2 separate regions of the Mus musculus genome follow, and region 1 is linked to region 2. The links are chromatin loops, found by intact Hi-C in ENCODE. Cell type or tissue: heart. All regions are shown on one strand. Links, peaks and the distances in the headings refer to the core of each region. The heading gives the core; the rest is flanking DNA.

The links. Hi-C counts contacts between places; a loop is a spot of excess contacts. Peaks named below come from ENCODE experiments on the same cell type or tissue, not always from the same donor. Only the 100,000 strongest peaks of a DNase experiment are listed, where the experiment ranks them.
Region 1: a loop joins it to region 2, with 8 times the contacts of the local background. A loop is called at or near these places in 7 of 42 quality-filtered maps.

The regions. Positions count from the first base shown.
Region 1 is chr6:128,475,266-128,483,595 of GRCm38, reverse strand. All of the region lies in intron 2 of Gm10069 (predicted gene 10069), which reads right to left. It overlaps Pzp (PZP, alpha-2-macroglobulin like), which reads left to right. Exons shown (of 36, transcript NM_007376.4): 36 at 1-29. Among named protein-coding and RNA genes, the nearest start is that of Gm10069, 41 kb to the right of the region's middle. In heart, for the core only: no CTCF peak of the experiment used is centred there; a DNase peak (open chromatin) is centred at 3,645; H3K4me3 peaks cover 794 bases.
Region 2 is chr6:128,313,471-128,321,800 of GRCm38, reverse strand. Tulp3 (tubby-like protein 3) reads left to right here. Exons shown (of 11, transcript NM_011657.2): 11 at 1-640. It also overlaps the pseudogene Rpl18-ps2. Among named protein-coding and RNA genes, the nearest start is that of Tead4, 17 kb to the right of the region's middle. In heart, for the core only: a CTCF peak has its summit at 3,252 (motif pointing left); no DNase peak of the experiment used is centred there.

The sequences.
Region 1 (8,330 bases), core at 149-8,148, 160 kb before region 2:
GTTGAATAAAGTTATGACATTTACATCTGTGGGTTTTTTTTTCCTTTTTGTACTTTTATCTTTATATTTATTTTCTGAAATAAGGTTTTTATTCTCTGTGGCACTTTTAACAATACCTAACGAAGTTGTAAAAAGAGAGACACTGGGCTGGAGAGGTGGCTCAGTGGTTAAGAGCACCAACTGCTCTTCCAGAGGTCCTGAGTTCAATTCCCAGCAACCACATGGTGGCTCACAACCATCTGTAGTGGGGTCTGGTGCCCTTTTCTGGCATGTCTGATAACAGCTACAGTGTATTCATATACATAAAATAAATAAATCTTTAAAAAGAGAGAGAGAGACTGGGAAATTTAAAAAAAAAAAACAAAAAACAAAAAAAACTGTTTGTTAGCCCGAAAGGACATGGAGAAAATGAACCTCGGTTTTCTAATATTGGAAAATGGCCCCAATGCTCATCAATAAGGCCATTGGTGGTCACACAAACTGTGACATGATCATACCAGGGCACTGTTGCACAATATTAGATGGTGCACACAATCTATAATCTCACCTACCTACGGTTGTTTTTCAATAAACTAAAAAAGTTCCAGATGAATAAAGAAAGAGATGGTGTCAGAAGTGAGGGTGACACAGTTGGTTTTTTTCTTTTCCAATTCACTCTTAAAACTGTTTCTAACTTTAATGTATAATTTCACTTGATGTATCTCATGAGAACACTTAAAATGCTTACAAATGAAAACAACCAACAGAACTGTGGTGATTTGTATATGCTTGGCCCAGGGAATGGCACTATTTGGAGGTGTGGCCTTGTTGGAGCAGGTGTGGGCCGTAGGTGTGGACTTTAAGACCCTCATCTTAGCTGCCAGTCTTCTCCTAGCAGCCTTCAGATGAAGATGTAGAACTCTCAGCTCCCCCTGCACCATGCCTGCCTTGATGCTGCTGTGTTCCCACCTTAATGATAATAGACTGAACCTCTGAACCTGTAAGCCAACCCCAATTAAATATTGTCCTTATAAGAGTTGCCTTGGTCATGGTGTCTGTTCACAGCAGTAAAACCCTAACTAAGACTAGAACTTTATTTTATTTACATATTTTCATGCTGAATGCGTTCCCATGTCAGAAGTTTTTGTTGCTTTGGTTGCTTCTAGAATATCTTTTCTTCTGAACAGCCTTGTCTTCCGTCTTTGGAACAGCTTGTTTGTTTTCAGTGTGGACTGTCTCCGTGTAGCGAGGCAGGGGAGCTCACTGGTGGGCTAATGGCCATCCTGGATGCTTTGTTCAGCTGGATGTTTAATGATAAAAGAATCTACACCCAAGCCCTCACGCTGAACTTTTGGTTCTCAGGCATCTTGTCTCGTTACTGTTCACTCCCAGAAGTTACTGCCTGCCTCTCAGGGAACATCATGCATAGCTACTCAGCCTGAGGCTTGGATAGACACTTAACCAGCGTGGGTTACAAAGTCCCACAGACGGACAGCAGGAACATGCAGAGACATTTCTGAGTGGGTCTGCTCATCCTCTGACATGCCACAAAGTTGTAAGCGTCAGACGAGCTCATGATTCGTGAGCTCAGCCTGACCTGAGAATGGAAATCAAGACATGAAAATTTCTAAATGCGTTTTAAGCTCTGGTGTGTAGATCAGGCACTTCCTTCACAATGCGACAGGGCACCAAGCACAAACCATAGATCTACAAATTGATTCAGGAACAGTCTGATGAAGTCACATCTCCAAGCATCAGATAACCAGAGACTTTGGTGGTGCCCTGCTGCCATCTAACCCAGCCTAGTCCAGAATTGCTTCTCCCTTTGTATCATATCTATACTGTAACGACATTTGAAACCTGCTTGGGTGGTATCAACTCAGGTCGTAGACAGCTGAATCACATCAATTTGCCCAATCCTGACTTTCTCATTTAGAGACTGTTCTGGAGAGTTCCACAATTGCGGTGTTTTTCTAAGAGAATCTGGGTGGTGCTCTAGGGCCCCACACAGTGACTGGAAGCTGAGGAACTATAGCCAGACCTCAGGTGGAAAGTGGGTCCTGCTTTAGCCTGGGCGTGCTTTGCCATCATGAGGACCCTGTTAGCAGAAGAGTGGGATACTCAGATGACAACTGACAGAGAAGGGTACACCCTAAGACCCCTCCTTTCTCCACTCCCTGTGGCCTTGGAGGAGCCTGAAGGAGGAGCAGTGCATACAGAAACCAGGAGAGAGGCTGTGTACTGTATCCGAGAATCTTGGAGTGGGTAACGGGCAGTACTGCCTTCAAATCATGGACACCTGAGAGCTAGGAAGAAATGAATCCCATTGTGGTCTGGGAAGAGATTCGGATGTCGGTGTCAGGCTTGCCACACTTCATGGTCTTCAGAAGCCAAGCTGAGTCCCAGGCACATGCTGGCCTCAAGAATGCCTTTTCGTAACAGTTATCAGCTGTCACCTCCCATCTCGAACTGAGGGTACAGAGTGTGGCACGGCAAAGTTCATTCCAGATCCTCTGTGTTCACAAACTGACATGTCAACTTTTCCGTGCTGTTCAGTGTCTGAAAACAAGCTGACTCAGTGGAGTCCCCTACAGAGAGCGGACCACAGAGGAAACCTGTTCAAATGCCCTACAGTACTTGTCTGAGCCAACATAAAGAAGGCAAGTACTGAAAATAAAGATAATTATTGCCTTCAAATCCCAGACAGCTCTGCGACAAGGCTGGGAGTACGTCCCCACCATGGTGCCATATTTGACTATGCCATCTTTGAGATCCCACTTGGGAGACCACAGTGCCTAGGGTGATCCAGGCCAGTCTCATCCAGGCTCTATTTACACAGCTGCCTCCTTCCGCAGATCTCTCTTCTCTGCTGTGAAGTCTGATAAATCAGAGACAGTCTCTCTAATAAAGACAAACCCAATAGTTCAACAGCTACTAGGGGCCTGCATGTCTAAAGGAGAGTGGGAGGTGGGGGGGAAGAAGAGGACATGGTCACCAGCATGTGTTGCCACAGCCAGTGACAAAGGCTCTTCTTTTTTGCTCTTTTTTTTTTTTAAAGATTCATTTTATTTATATGAGTACACTGTAGAAGAGGGCATCGGATCTCATTACAGATGGTTGTGAGCCACCATGTGGTTGCTGGGAATTGAACTCAGGACCTTTGAAAGAGCAGTCAGTGCCCTTAACTGCTGAGCCATCTCTCCAGCCCCGACAAAGGCTCTTCTGTCCTGCAGTTGCTAGGACAACTAGCCTCTGCCATTGAGTTTCCATTTAAAGGGATGATGGGTTCACTGGTGTCTGTCATGCAGGATGCCAGAAACACACAGCAGGAGTCTGCTCCTCCTGGCACCGTGCAGTGCTAGCCCTCGTGGGCATTGGCCCGCTGCGGCCCGCTGTGGCCCGCTGTAAGCCTTGCCATCCCTGGAGCCCTGCAGACCTGTAGATAAGACGGGGGCTAAAACTTTGAGGAGACCCTTCCTCACACCGTGTCCCATCGTTTGCCTGTCTGCTGGGGGGGAGGGGCTGGGGAGGGGTGGTTCCTGAAGGAACCGCAAACCAAGAAACGTCCTCCCAGGTGCACCCCTGCTGTGGGCCTTTCCTGTCATCCACGCGGGCAGCCAGCAGGGGGGGCAAGAGCCATTCTGTTTTCCTATCCCTGACTCCCTCCCCCTCGACCTAGAGGAAATCAGCCGCAAGGGGGAGCTAGAGGGAGACGGCTGTCCTCAGCACAGAGTCTTTGCAGGAGATTCAATTCATATCGGAAACACAGAGCCCTGACAAATTTATAATAGACCAGTTCCTTCCTCCTTCCCTGACTTCTCAGCCCGGAGCTGATCTTCATTTCACCGAATGTCTAGATTATCTCACTTTCTCCTTAAGGAAGCTGGTAGTGGGAGAGAGGGAGGGAGGAAGAGGGGGGTCAGGGGCAGGAGGAAGACCTACTCTCTGGAATTCGTTGCAAAAAATGTGAATGAAAGCCGGGCGTGGTGGCACACGCCTTTAATCCCAGCACAGTGGGAGAGAGGGAGGGAGGAAGAGGGGGAGGCAGAGGCAGGAGGATTTCTGAGTTCGAGGACTGCCTGGTCTACAAAGTGAGTTCCAGGACAGCCAGGGCTATACAGAGAAACCCTGTCTCGAAAAACAAAAACAAACAAACAAAAAAAAAAAAAGTGTGAATGACGCTTAAGGATGAAGAGGGAGGTTTCAATTTGATAGCTGTAGCGGTACGTAGGGTGCTGGGGCATTCCCCGGGATCTTCTCTCTGTATTCATGCGTTTGTTTAAAATGTCTTTGCTAGAATTAAAAAGCAGTAACCCAAGTCCTCAGGACCCGGTGAAGTATTGTCTGTGCTGAGGTACCATGGATGCAGGCTACAGCTTCAAATAAAACCTCCAGTGAACGAGCTCTGTAGCATTAAACAAGACGTCTTTTTCAGTACCCAGTCCCTCCTCTGCCCTGCTTTAAACCCTCTAACCTACACTCCGGGCAAAAATGGGTGAGAATCACGTTAGTATGTGGCTGCTTCAGTTACATGCATGGGCTGGGGGGGGTGGGGGGGGGCAGGGGGCTTGGTACACTGATGGTGTGCAAAGGAAGGGACAGTCACTGAAGACTCTGCCTCTCACCTGAGACAGGACAGTGGCGACCCAAAGTCAAGGAGAGATTCTCAGACATGACTTGAAGAAAGACTTCCCCCTTCCCCACCCCAGAAATCACTACTCAGCCACCCTCTGCTTCAGCTGGGTGAAGACCCTGGGAATTTCCTGTCACCCTGAAGCCTCAAGTGGAGTCACCTGAGGCCAGTGAGTCCGATGGCCTAGGCCCCTCAACTGTCCACCACCCATTGGCCAATTACACAGTTTTGTATCTGACTTTGTTTTTACGGTTTTTATTTGTCTGTTTGTTTTTGTATTCTTTGTTCTAAACACGATTCCTCCAAATTGAGTTAGCATCACTTCCTCAAAACACTACTGTTTAGCTTTAGGGTGGGAAAGGAAAAGAGGTTCAACCAGTGTTTTAACAGCAGCAACAGGGCCTCAGGTGGCACAGCGGGGTCTCTGAGGTACCTCAAAGCAAGCAGAGCAGGGTGTCTGCTGTTTAAGGTTTCAGACAGAAGGGAAGAAAAGTAGGCTTAGTTAATATGTGGCCTATGCTGCATGGCCAAGGTAGGGGAATAGGTCATACTTGGGTTAAATGACAGGGGTCGTCGATCTGTCTGGGTAAGGGGGTGAGGCCTAGTTAATGTGTGAGCCATTTCCGGGACAGTAGTCAGGCAGATCCTGCCACTCATCCCTGTGTAGCGGGGTGGGGGAACCTCCGTGTGTCCTTGCTCTCTTTGTAATCTTCTCTGCTTATGGCCTGGTAAACTGGAAGACTTGGGGTCTCAAGTCAGGAAGCAGTCGGCTTCCGGCTGAATTAGGGCGTCATTGGGTTAGAAGGTCTCCTTGTTTGGTAGTGGGTAGTCAGGAGACAGTCCTTGGGTCAGAGACACCATGGTATTTGAATTCCCGTACCAGGAGGACACAGGGGGACATTGTCAACTTGTGAAACCATTTGGAGTTGGATTTGTTGAATTCTGGAATAAATGAACAAGGATAATTACAGGAGTTACCAACTAAACCGGCACATCAACGGAAGCAGCAGGAAGCAACACCCAAGACTTTACTCAGCTTCCAAAAAGATACATTTGTTACTCTGTTGGACTTTTTCTGATTTGTTCAAAACAAGGAGGCAGGCTGCTTCTGAGATGGGTTAGAGGAGTTCATGGGAAGGCAAAAAAAGAGTAAAGGTCGTTTTTTAGTAGGGTTTTCAACATTGTCTGTAAAGTTAATCTCTATCAGAAACAAAGAAGCTTTTGAGTTCACACCAGGAAATCAGATTAGTCGGGATTAGCAGTTGGAGTCTTGAGTGACCTACACCAACAGGCAGAGGACCAGAAAAACTAGTTTCCTGCAGTCCTCTGTAAGGAGTTTGCCAAAGCTCAACGTCATTGTTATTCCCCAGAAGTTACTGAAAACAAGCTCTTAACGATGGTGAGGTGGCTCAGCAGGTTAAGAGCACTGCTCTTCCAGAGGTCCTGAGTTCAATTCCCAGCAACCACATGGTGGCTCACACCCATCTGTAGTGGGATCCCGTGCACTCTTCTGGTGTGTGAGGACAGTTACAGTGTACTCATTATAAATGAAATAGATACATCTTTAAATCTGTATCCAGTGAAAAGAAAACAAGCTCTGACTTAGGGAAAGAGGCCGGGAGGGATCTGGGCAAAGGGAGCTGGGAGGAGTGGGGTGGGGGGGGGGGTGTTCAGGATGTACTGTATAAGAGAAGACTATTCTCAACAGAGAGAGGGGGGCTGTAAATATTTTCATGTGAGACTTGCTGTAGTGTGGACAGCTGTGATGGGTGAATCGGCCATCTGTGCCTACCAGTTACACTGTGGCTGTAGCAACATTTTTATTCTCTGTATAACAGCCAGGAAAAAAAAAAAAGCTTTATAAATAAAATCTGGACATGTTGGGCCTCTTTTTTTAAAAAAAATGTAAAGGCCAGTTGAACACAAGCTCACTCATCTCTGCCTGTTTCGTGGTCCCAGCGACACAGCTGCCTCTAGGAATTCCCCACTGCCATCACCACCATGAAGCACTGGGTCCCTTCAAACCGTGAGCCAAAACAGACCTCTCCTCCACTCTATCAAAGCCAGAAGAAAAGCAACACTTTGGGAAATGAAAAATAATAATATACCTGAGGAAACACCCCATGTACCGTTGGGTTAGGGAAAAAAAAGTCATTCCACACTATTACCTTGGGAAAGACACCTATTTGCAGCTGCCCCCACAGAACCCCTGAGACCACATAACTCACACCCAACTCAGCAAAGCACTGTCCACCAGATCTAAGTATGCATAGCCTGCTAAATGCTAGACAGAGACACAGGAAAGACAGGACACATCTGGAGCCAGAGAGCCTCGTGTGAGGACGGTTGCCAGGGTGTAACCTCTCCTGCCCTCGGGACCCCAAGGACTGTGGTGCTGCTGCCACTCACTAGGAAACGCTCCATGTTTTGTCCAGAGCTTCTTGTAGAACAACCCTCCACTAAGCTCCCCCAGGGAGGAGGAGTACTTAAAAATGGAAAATACTGTAGAAGCTTAATTTCCTCAACTGGATAAAGGTTCATGCTCAGGTTGGGATCCCTGAGATACCTGGCCCTGTGTATGTATGTGTGTATACATATATGAATATGTATATATATACATGTGTGTGTATGTGTGTGTGTGTGTGTGTGTGTGTGTGTGTGTGTGTGTGTACGTGTATATTTCACCTCCCTCACATGCGGTCTTTGTGCACAACCAGCACAGGGTTGAGCAACACCCCAAACTAAGGGACCAGGCATATAAGCACTGAAGACCAGGGGCCTGACCGCTCCCTCAGGGCTCCAGATCCAGGAGATGGACCGAACTTTAGAAGTGTGTTCTGCCTCGATAACGAGAAGCACCACACGCATGGTTTTCCATCCTGGGGTCCATGCTGGCACTATAAACACGTGGGAAAGAAAGGAGTTGGTGACTGTGGGGGTGGTGGCCTTATCGACAGCAATCAGGGATCCACAGGGCCAATCTCTGCTGAGGATAGGCTGATGTGAGGAGGCTGATATGAGGCTGTAGGGCTCCTTTCCTCCTGGGTCGCTCACCTTTCCCTGAGCCCGTAGTTACGGTTTTGAGCTTTCCCAGGGCACAGAGTTTTTCTGATCGCTCTTGTAATTTTTTCTTCTTCATACAGATGGGAAATGAGGGAGCCATGCTAAAACTCCAAGTACTTAGGGGGACCTGGGTGACCCCTGGAGCCTAGAGGTGGTGTCAATGAAGCTCAATGGGAGCGAGCACAGCAAGACAACCATCCCTCCATCAGCCACGCCCTCTTAGGGATCTTATCAGTCTTGTGGCTGCTACGGCTGATTTTCAACCTACATAGGGACAGTGGCCTCCTCTCTCCCTCCCTCCCCCTCTCTCTCTCTCTCTCTCTCTCTCTCTCTCTCTCTCTCTCTCACATGATGTGTAAAGGTAACACCCTGAGGACCTGAATTCAGGGGTGGGACTGTGAGACCCCGACTTAGAGCGTTTCTCCCTGGAAGGTAAAGCCCCTGGACGTTCCCCAAGCTTGTTTCCCCTGATCTCTAAAAATACAGCCAGAAAGAAGCTCTTTGTTCTCTATAGCCAGCAAAGAGCCTTTTTGTTTCTATACTTTACAACCAGAGATGCCTGCCTTCCTGTGCCGAGGACACAGAGATAAAAATTCAGAAAGAACTCACTCCCCACTCCTACCTTGTAAAGTTCACCAAGGACACCCGGAAGAGA
Region 2 (8,330 bases), core at 66-8,065:
CAGGCTTTGCCTGTCAGCTTTGTCCTCCAGCCTCGAAACCTGGCCCACACCAGTGGAGACACTGCCCTGCATGCTGAGTCTTTGAGATCTTGAACATCTCGAACATCTCCCAGCGAATCATGACAAATTCCTCAAGGTCCCCAGCCTACAGTGTACCTGAACTTAAGAATTCAAAAACTTTGGGTCTACATTCAGTGGTCCCCCACTCTCAAACTGGCAACTGCTCCGTGGTTTTTCCTGTATGGAGGAGGTCCCTGCATCCCTGCATCCTGTTGCTCCATGCTCACAGCTGTGTGACGACTACAGCGTGAGATCTGGGAGGTGAGACCTGTGCTAAGGCCAGTGTCTTGCCTGTCCCTTCAGATGTCACTGTCTCTGCCTCTGGCAGGCGTCCCATCAAGTGCCTTGTTCATAAATGTGCTCTGAAACCTGACACACCTCTGCTTTCCCAGACGAGCCACCTTTGTTGAGTGAAAACTGCTCTCTGTCTCCACTTGAAGGGGGTGGGGCTATGACTTTCTGCCCAGCCTAGAGAGCTGTATACTCCCATTTCATGGACTCTGCTTGAGTGTGCAGGTTTTACATGAATTCTATTTATACCTTTTGTATGCCACATAAATAAAGATAATTTATATAAAGATGTCGCTTTCCCAGAATACCATCCCTTGGGTTTCTCCTGTTGTGTTCTTTAAGCTCTTTGAGCCAAGTAGCAGCAGAATTGGGTCTTTGGGGTGGAGGTGGGGGCACCACAGACTAAGAACCCAGTTTAGGAGGCAGCATAAAAGTGTCATACTCACGATCTTGGAGCTCTGCATGAATTGTGGAACTCAGCAGACTGCACTAGGGGCCCAGGATGGCCAGGCCAAATCATCTTGGACACTGGTCAGCCTCCTGGATCTAACAGTAAAACTGTGTGTGTGTGTGTGTGTGTGTGTGTGTGTGTGTGTGTTAGGATCTTGTGGCTATTCAAGGCTATACTGGAAAGCAGCCCAGGCTGCCTTTGAACTCACACCCCTCCTACCTCAGCCTCTAGCACTGAGACTAAGAGCTCTGTGCACATGTAATGGACTGTGTCACCTGATATTGATACGTGGAGAGAAAGTCTGCACTCACAGACCTTTCTAAGCTTTTACTCCTTGTTCTGGCTGGTTTTGTGTGTCAACTTGACACAAGCTAAAGTTATCACAGAGAAAGGAGCTTCAGTTGGGGAAATGCCTCCATGAGATCCATCTGTGGGGCATTTTCTCAATTAGTGATCAAGGGGGAAGGGCCCCTTGTGGGTGGTACCATCCCTGGGCTGGTAGTCTTGGGTTCTATAAGAACAAGCCAGGGGAAGCAAGCCAGTAAAGAATATCCCTCCATGGCCTCTGCATCAGCTCCTGCTTCCTGACCTGCTTGAGTTCCAGTCCTGACTTCCTTGGTAATGAACAGCAGTATGGAAGTGTAAACTGAATAAACCCTTTCCTCCCCAACTTGCTTCTTGGTCGTGTGTTTGTGCAGGAATAGAAACTCTGACTAAGATACTCCTGTTAGCAATAAAGACAAAAAAAAAAAAAAAAAAATCAAAAGCCCCAGCTGAGAATTTAGTTCCTAATAGCCTGATTTTTTCTTTTGCATAATTTTATATGACTAAAATTGTATTATGACCTTTGGGTTGTTGTTTGGTTGGTTTTTTTTGGGGGGGGTGTGGAGGCAGGTCTCAGTAATTTTTTCTGTATGGGTTGTTTTGTTTTTTTTTTTCCTGCACGTGTTGTGCACATGTGTGTCTGGTGCCCACAGAGAAGGTAACAGGGCATTGACTCTGCTTTACCTGGAGTTCCAGGTGGTTATATGCTATTGTGTGAGCACCAAGAATTGAACCCTGGTTCTCTGGAAGAAGAGCAAATGACCACTGAGCCATCTGTCCAGCCTCTGCCTCAAGTGCTGAGGTCCAAATCCTTTTGTAACGTTTTACCCTACATTCCGTGATAGAGACTTTCCTCTTCTGGTGCTGGGGATGGAGCCCAGGGCCTCGCACATGCTCAGTCGCACTCTTAGCCCCATTTTAAAGCAAGTCACTGAGCATGGTGACGTGCCTGCCGTTCCAGGCTTGGGCTGCTGAGTGAGGAGGCTCTCGAATTTGAGACCAGCTTGGGCTACGTAGTGAGGCGCTGTATGAATTTTTCTTCCTTTTTAAAGACAAGGTCTTTATATGGCATACAACTAGTCCTAGCTGGCTTGAAACTCACTGTATAGACTAGGCTGGTCCTGAACTCAGAGATCCTGCGACACTGCCTCTTGAGTGCTGGAATCAGAGGTGTGCCCCACTGTGTTCAGCCTCTGATTTTTTTTAAAGATAAAGTTTCATGTTGCCCTAGGCTAGCCTGTATCTATGTAGTTGAGGAAATACCTGACAAGTAACCCGTTTTGTAGGTGGCTGTGTTGTGTGCACATGTGCATGTGTGTGAAGGTACACATGCATGTGGAGACCCGGGGTTAACCTCAAGGGTCACCCTTAGGTGATCTTCTCATTTTCTGAGAAAACGTCTCTGTCCTGAGGTTAGGCTAGGCTGGGTGGTCAGTTGTACCAAGGACTAAGCTGGCTGGCTGTTATCACCAGGGATTAGCCTGTCTTTCTCCCAGAGCTGGGATTGCAAATTTCAAACCAGACTGGACAGGTCTTCGTGAGTTTGAGGCCAGCCTGATCTGTATAATAATAAGTTCTAAAACAGCCTGAGCAACGTACAGAGACTCTGACTTGAAAACAAAGAAGCCGGGCAGTGGTGGCGCACACCTTTAATCCCAGCACTTGGGAGGCAGAGGCAGGCAGATTTCTGAGTTTGAGGCCAGCCTGGTCTACAGAAAAAACCCCAAAAACCAAACAAAGAAAACAGGCATTTTCATGCTTGCATGGGTAAATACTTTTATCAACTGAGCCACCCTCTGGTCCCTGTGCCCGAAAATAAGTGTCTATTCTACTAATTATGTCACAGATTAGGTTGACACTTGCCATGTAATTTTCTAAGGGTGCAGAGACATCTTGGTTCACAGAGGGAACACTGGAACTCCTTGTCCCCAGACTGGTTCCTTCAGAAAGAATGGCCTTTTTTTGGTTTGCTGTTAATTTTTTTTTAATCCTCAGTATTGAAGAGCAACAAGGTACCCCCACATGCTTGTAATGCCAGCACTCCTAGCCGAGGCCAGAAACCTTTAATGCAGATCTGGTCTACACAGCCAAACTAATAAGACTTCGGAGAGTAAGATGTGTTTGGCGCCACCCTGTGGACAATAATTTGCATTACAAGTTCTTAGGACCTATATTACAATTCTCTCAAGGTATGAAAACTCTAGTGTGGTGGTTTGTGTATGCTCGGCCCAGGGAGTGGCACTATTTGGAGGTGTGGCCTTGTTGGAGTAGGTGTGTCACTGTGTGTATGGGCTTTAAAACTCTTGCCTAGCATCCTGGAAGCAAGTCTTCCACTACCAGCCTTCAGATGAAATCTCAGCTCCTCCTGCACCATGCCTGCCTGGATGCTGCCAAGCTCTCGCCTTGATGATACTGAACTGAACCTCTGAACCTGTAAGCCAGCCCCAATTAAATGTTGTCCTTATAAGAGTTGCCTTGGTCGTGGTGTCTCTTCACAGCAGTAAAACCCTAACTAAGACAACTAGCTAAAAAAAATTGTGTGTGTGTGAAACACATACACACACACACACACACACACACACACACACACACACACACACACACACACGGAGGGGGTGGGGGAGGGGAGGGATTGAGTCTTGGTAGGCAAGCTTTCTCCACTAAGCTACATTCCCCATTCTGGCTCGGAGAGATGGCTCAGAGGCCGAGTCTAACCTCTAGCACTTACGTGATAGCTCACAACCATCTGTAACTCCAGTTCCAGGGATCAACCCCCTCTTCTGACTTAAGCAGTCACCAGGAACACACATGGTGAACAGGCAAATTGACGAACCAGCCTGCCTCCATCTTAGGCTTAAAAGCCATCTTATAGTAAAGACGAACAAGGCTCATGTCGGTTTGTGATTAAACCTGTTTCTCAAGGATTGGGCTATGTCCCACCTGTGACCTTAACTACAAATGGTTTTGTACTACCTGTCCCAGGACACAGTAACCATGTCTTTGTTTCAATATATATAACCAATTTACAACCCAATTTGTTTGGAAAGGTTGTTATGACTGCCTTGCAACATCCCCTTGCCACCATGGCTGTTTCAGATGGTCATCATGACTAAGTTGCCCTGCTCTGCTCTGCTCTGCTCCCATAACCCATAACTTGCCTATTTTGCCTGCCAAGTCCCCCATTTGGAAACCCCTACCCCTGATCTATAAAGACCACATCCAATGCTGATGTCTGGAATTCTGCCTTAGGGGGAAGCAACCTGTGTACACCAATAGAAACGTTTTCTTTGATTACTTACTTGCTTTAATTAAAGAATTTGGCCGTGATTTGTGTCCGTGGTCTTTCTCCTCGAATTTTTGGGATTAAAATATATGCAGGCAAAACACCCATACACCATCTTTTGTTTTGCATTTCAAGACAGGGTTTCTCTGTGTCGCCCTGGCTGTCCTAGAACTCGATCTGGAGACCAGGCTGGTCTCAAACTCGGAGATAACCCTGTCTCTGCTCCTGAGTGCTGGGATTAAAGGCGTGCAACCACTACTTCCTGCCTTTACACACCTTTTCTTAAAAATTATATCTTATGCCAGACATGGTGGTGCAAGGCTTTAATCCCAATACTTGGGAACCAGAGACAGGGTTATCTCCGAACTCATAGCTCTGTGAGTTCAAGGCTAACTTGGTCTAAATAGTGAGTCCAGGACACAAACAGTACTACATAGAAAGACTCTATTACAAAACACACACACTGAGAGAGACTGAGAAAGAGAGAGAGAGAGAGAGAGAGAGAGAGAGAGAGAGAGAGAGAGAGAGAGGGAGAGAAAGTAAATGATCTTTATACAAAAGAAAATTATCATGGATGCATCTGGGTAACTGTGAGTCCTGACCCTACCTCCCATGTGCCCATTTAAAATGTTTAAGATTCTCTACTTTCAATCCAAGAAAAGCAGCCCTGACCTTAACTGACAATTTTACTGTTTCATCTCACTAATCTCACTATGGAACCCTGGCTGGTCAGGAACTCACTATGCAGACCAGGCTGGACACAACTCATGAAGATATTCCTGCCTCTGCCTCTTGCGTTCTGGGTTTTAAAAGTATGTACCACCAGACGTGGTGGCACACGCCTTTAATCCCAGGATTTGGGAGGCAGAGGCAGGTGGATTTCTGAGTTCGAGGCCAGCCTGGTCTACAAAGTGAGTTGACAGCCAGGGCTATACAGAGAAACTCTGTCTCAGAGAAAAAAAAAAAAAAGTATGTACCACCATGCCCAGTTTAATGGACATTAAAAAACAAACAAACACACACTTTTAAAGCATGTGACCCAGGACATGGTGTCCAGCTCAGCCCCAGGCTCCTTCCATGCTGCCTTCCCACACAGCAGGCCTGGGCAGGAAAACTGGCAGGTACAGAGGAGACTGGTTTTGTTTTCTTTTTAAAATCCGTGGTGTTGGGGTAGAACCCAGTGCCTCTGAAGTGGAAGGCAGGTGCCCTTCAACTACACTACATCCCCAGGTCCTTGGCACCTGGGTTTGGGATTTCTACCTTTTGGTTAGGTGGGCTCTATCACTTCTAGGCTAGAGGGTCAGAGAGCAAATGACAGGAGGGGGAGGGAGGCAAACTCACCTCCAGCCCAGGAAGCAGAAGAGAGGGGAGTGAGCCAGGTCCTCCATCCGCCCTGGAAGGTGTACCCCCAATGGTCTAAGGGTCTCCCATCAGACTCCACCTCCTTACTCACCTCCTTACTCACCTCCTGATTGCCCAAGCTGGAGTTAGCCTTTCTATACAAGGCTCTTTGAGCACCCGTCAGCATCTGAATTGTAGCGGTGCATGGGAGTCTGCCTGGCCTGTGACCGCCTCTTAGACTCATCTGTAGTTTACAGAGTTCCCGGAGACTCGGGACAATCTGCATACTCACATGAGTCCCGTGATCCTCCAGCACTTCTAGAATGATGATTAGCCGGCAGTTCTACTTGTAAGCTGGGAGCAAGAAGGCTAGTTTGAAGAGGGAATAAGAGAGCTGGCAAAAAAAAAAAAAAAAAAAAAAAAAAAAAAAAAAAAAAAAAAAAAAAAAAGAGCGGGAATTCGATGCTGTTAAAGGTGAGGGCTGGAGCCGGGCGTGGTGGCACACGCCTTTAATCCCAGCACTCGGGAGGCAGAGGCAGGCAGATTTCTGAGTTCGAGGCCAGCCTGGTCTACAAAGTGAGCTCCAGGATAGAAACCCTGTCTCAAAAAAAAAAAAAAAAAAAAAAGGTGAGGGCTGGCTAGATGGCTCAGCAGGTAAGGGGGCTTGCGGCCAAGCCTAACACCCCCAAGTCTGATCCCTGGGCCAGTTCCCAGCGGTTGTCCTCTGATGGCCATCGGCACAAAAGAAAACAAAATGGTAAATTGTTAACTGTTGCCTGGTTTTCCTTTTGGATTATTTTACATTATGCTAAACCGGGTATGTTAGGTATTAAGAAAGTGTCTTGGTCACCTTTTCTGTTGCACCAATAAAATGCCCAGATAAAGCCATTTAACGGGAAAGGATCTACTTTGGCTTTCAGTTTGGGGTACTGATCACCATGGTGAGGAGTCTTGGAGTCAGGAGCCATGGAAGCTGGTCCCACCTCATCTGCAGAGCTTAGCTATTAACATCCCAGTTAGGGCGTGCCCCACCCCACCCACTCTCCATAATTCTTCCCAGACACGCCTAGAGGCTGACCCACTTCAGATGATCCCTGGCAGGCATGGCTAGTGGCTCATCTCTTTGGTGACTCTAGTAAACATGACGAACAGGTACATAAAGTTGATAGAAATGATATTTGAAAATGATGCAGGGGCTGGTGAGATGGCTCAGTGGGTAAGAGCACCCGACTGCTCTTCCGAAGGTCCAGAGTTCAAATCCCAGCAACCACATGGTGGCTCACAACCATCTGTAACAAGATCTGACTCCCTCTTCTGGAGTGTCTGAAGACAGCTACAGTGTACTTACATATAATAAATAAATACATTAAAAAAAAAAAAAAGAAAATGATACAAAGTCTACTCCTACCTGCCTTTTTCCAGTTAATCGTTTCCAGGCTTCTCTTTAGCCTATATCTTTTAGTTGTGTAAAAATGAAAATATGTCTGGAATTTTCTACCCTTTGTGCTCCAAAGGTAGCAGCATGGTGTATACTTGACTTTGTGGCTTGCTTATTCCCTGGGTATATTTTCTTTTCTTTTTTTCTTTCTTTCTGTTTGTTTGTTTGTTTGTTTGTTTGTTTTTCAAGACAGGGCTTCTCTGTGTAGCCCTGGCTGTCCTGCCTCTGCCTCCCAAGTGCTGGGATTAAAGGTGAGCGCCACCACTACCTGACGGTATATCTTCATATCAGCAGATATAGTTCTGCTAGGCTTGCTGGCTCAAGCTGTTTCTCTAACACTGGGAAGACTGAGGCAGGACACTCATGAGTTTACTGCTCAGGCTACAAAGGGAGAGCCTGTCTTGAAATTTAAAAAAAAAAAAAAAAAAAAAGTTCTTTCTTATACTGTGTAGGCAACATACTGATCTAGAAAGGGGGATATTATATACAGTTTCTGGTTTTATTTTCCTTAGGTTTTTCTTTCCCTTTTAACCCAATTTATTTATTTACATACTCATTATGGTTTTCTTTTCTCTTTCTCTTTCTCCTTCTCTTTCTCCTTCTCTTTCTCTTTCACTTTCTTTCTCTTTTTCTTTTTTTCTTTTTTCTTTTTTCCAATGCTTTTTTTTATTAACAGTTAAGATCCAGGGTTAGTTTTTGTAGCCTCTGCTGGCCCTTCGGCCTCTGGCGCGCTCAAACTTCCGGCCCTTGGAACGGACATAGGGTTTGGTATGGCTGTGTGGGGTTCCTGGGGCCTTGCCAAAATGTCGGTATACCTCTCGGCCCTTCCGAGGACCAGACAGGAGCACAGTGCCCCGGCCCTTGGGAGACTCCAGGGCCAGCTGGTCAAAGGTGAGGATCTTACCCCCAGCCTTGAGGATGCGACTCCGGGCCCGGCTGCTCACCCGCAGTGCACACACCTTCAGCTTGGGAACTTCCAGAATCCGCACATCATCTGTGACCGTCCCCACAACCACAGCAGTCTTGTTCTCGCGGCCAGGAAGCTTCATCTTTCGGATCATGCGGGACAGGGACAGAGGTGGCCGGTTGGTTCGGCTCATGAACAACCTCTTCAACACAACCTGATTGAAGGTGGAGTTGGT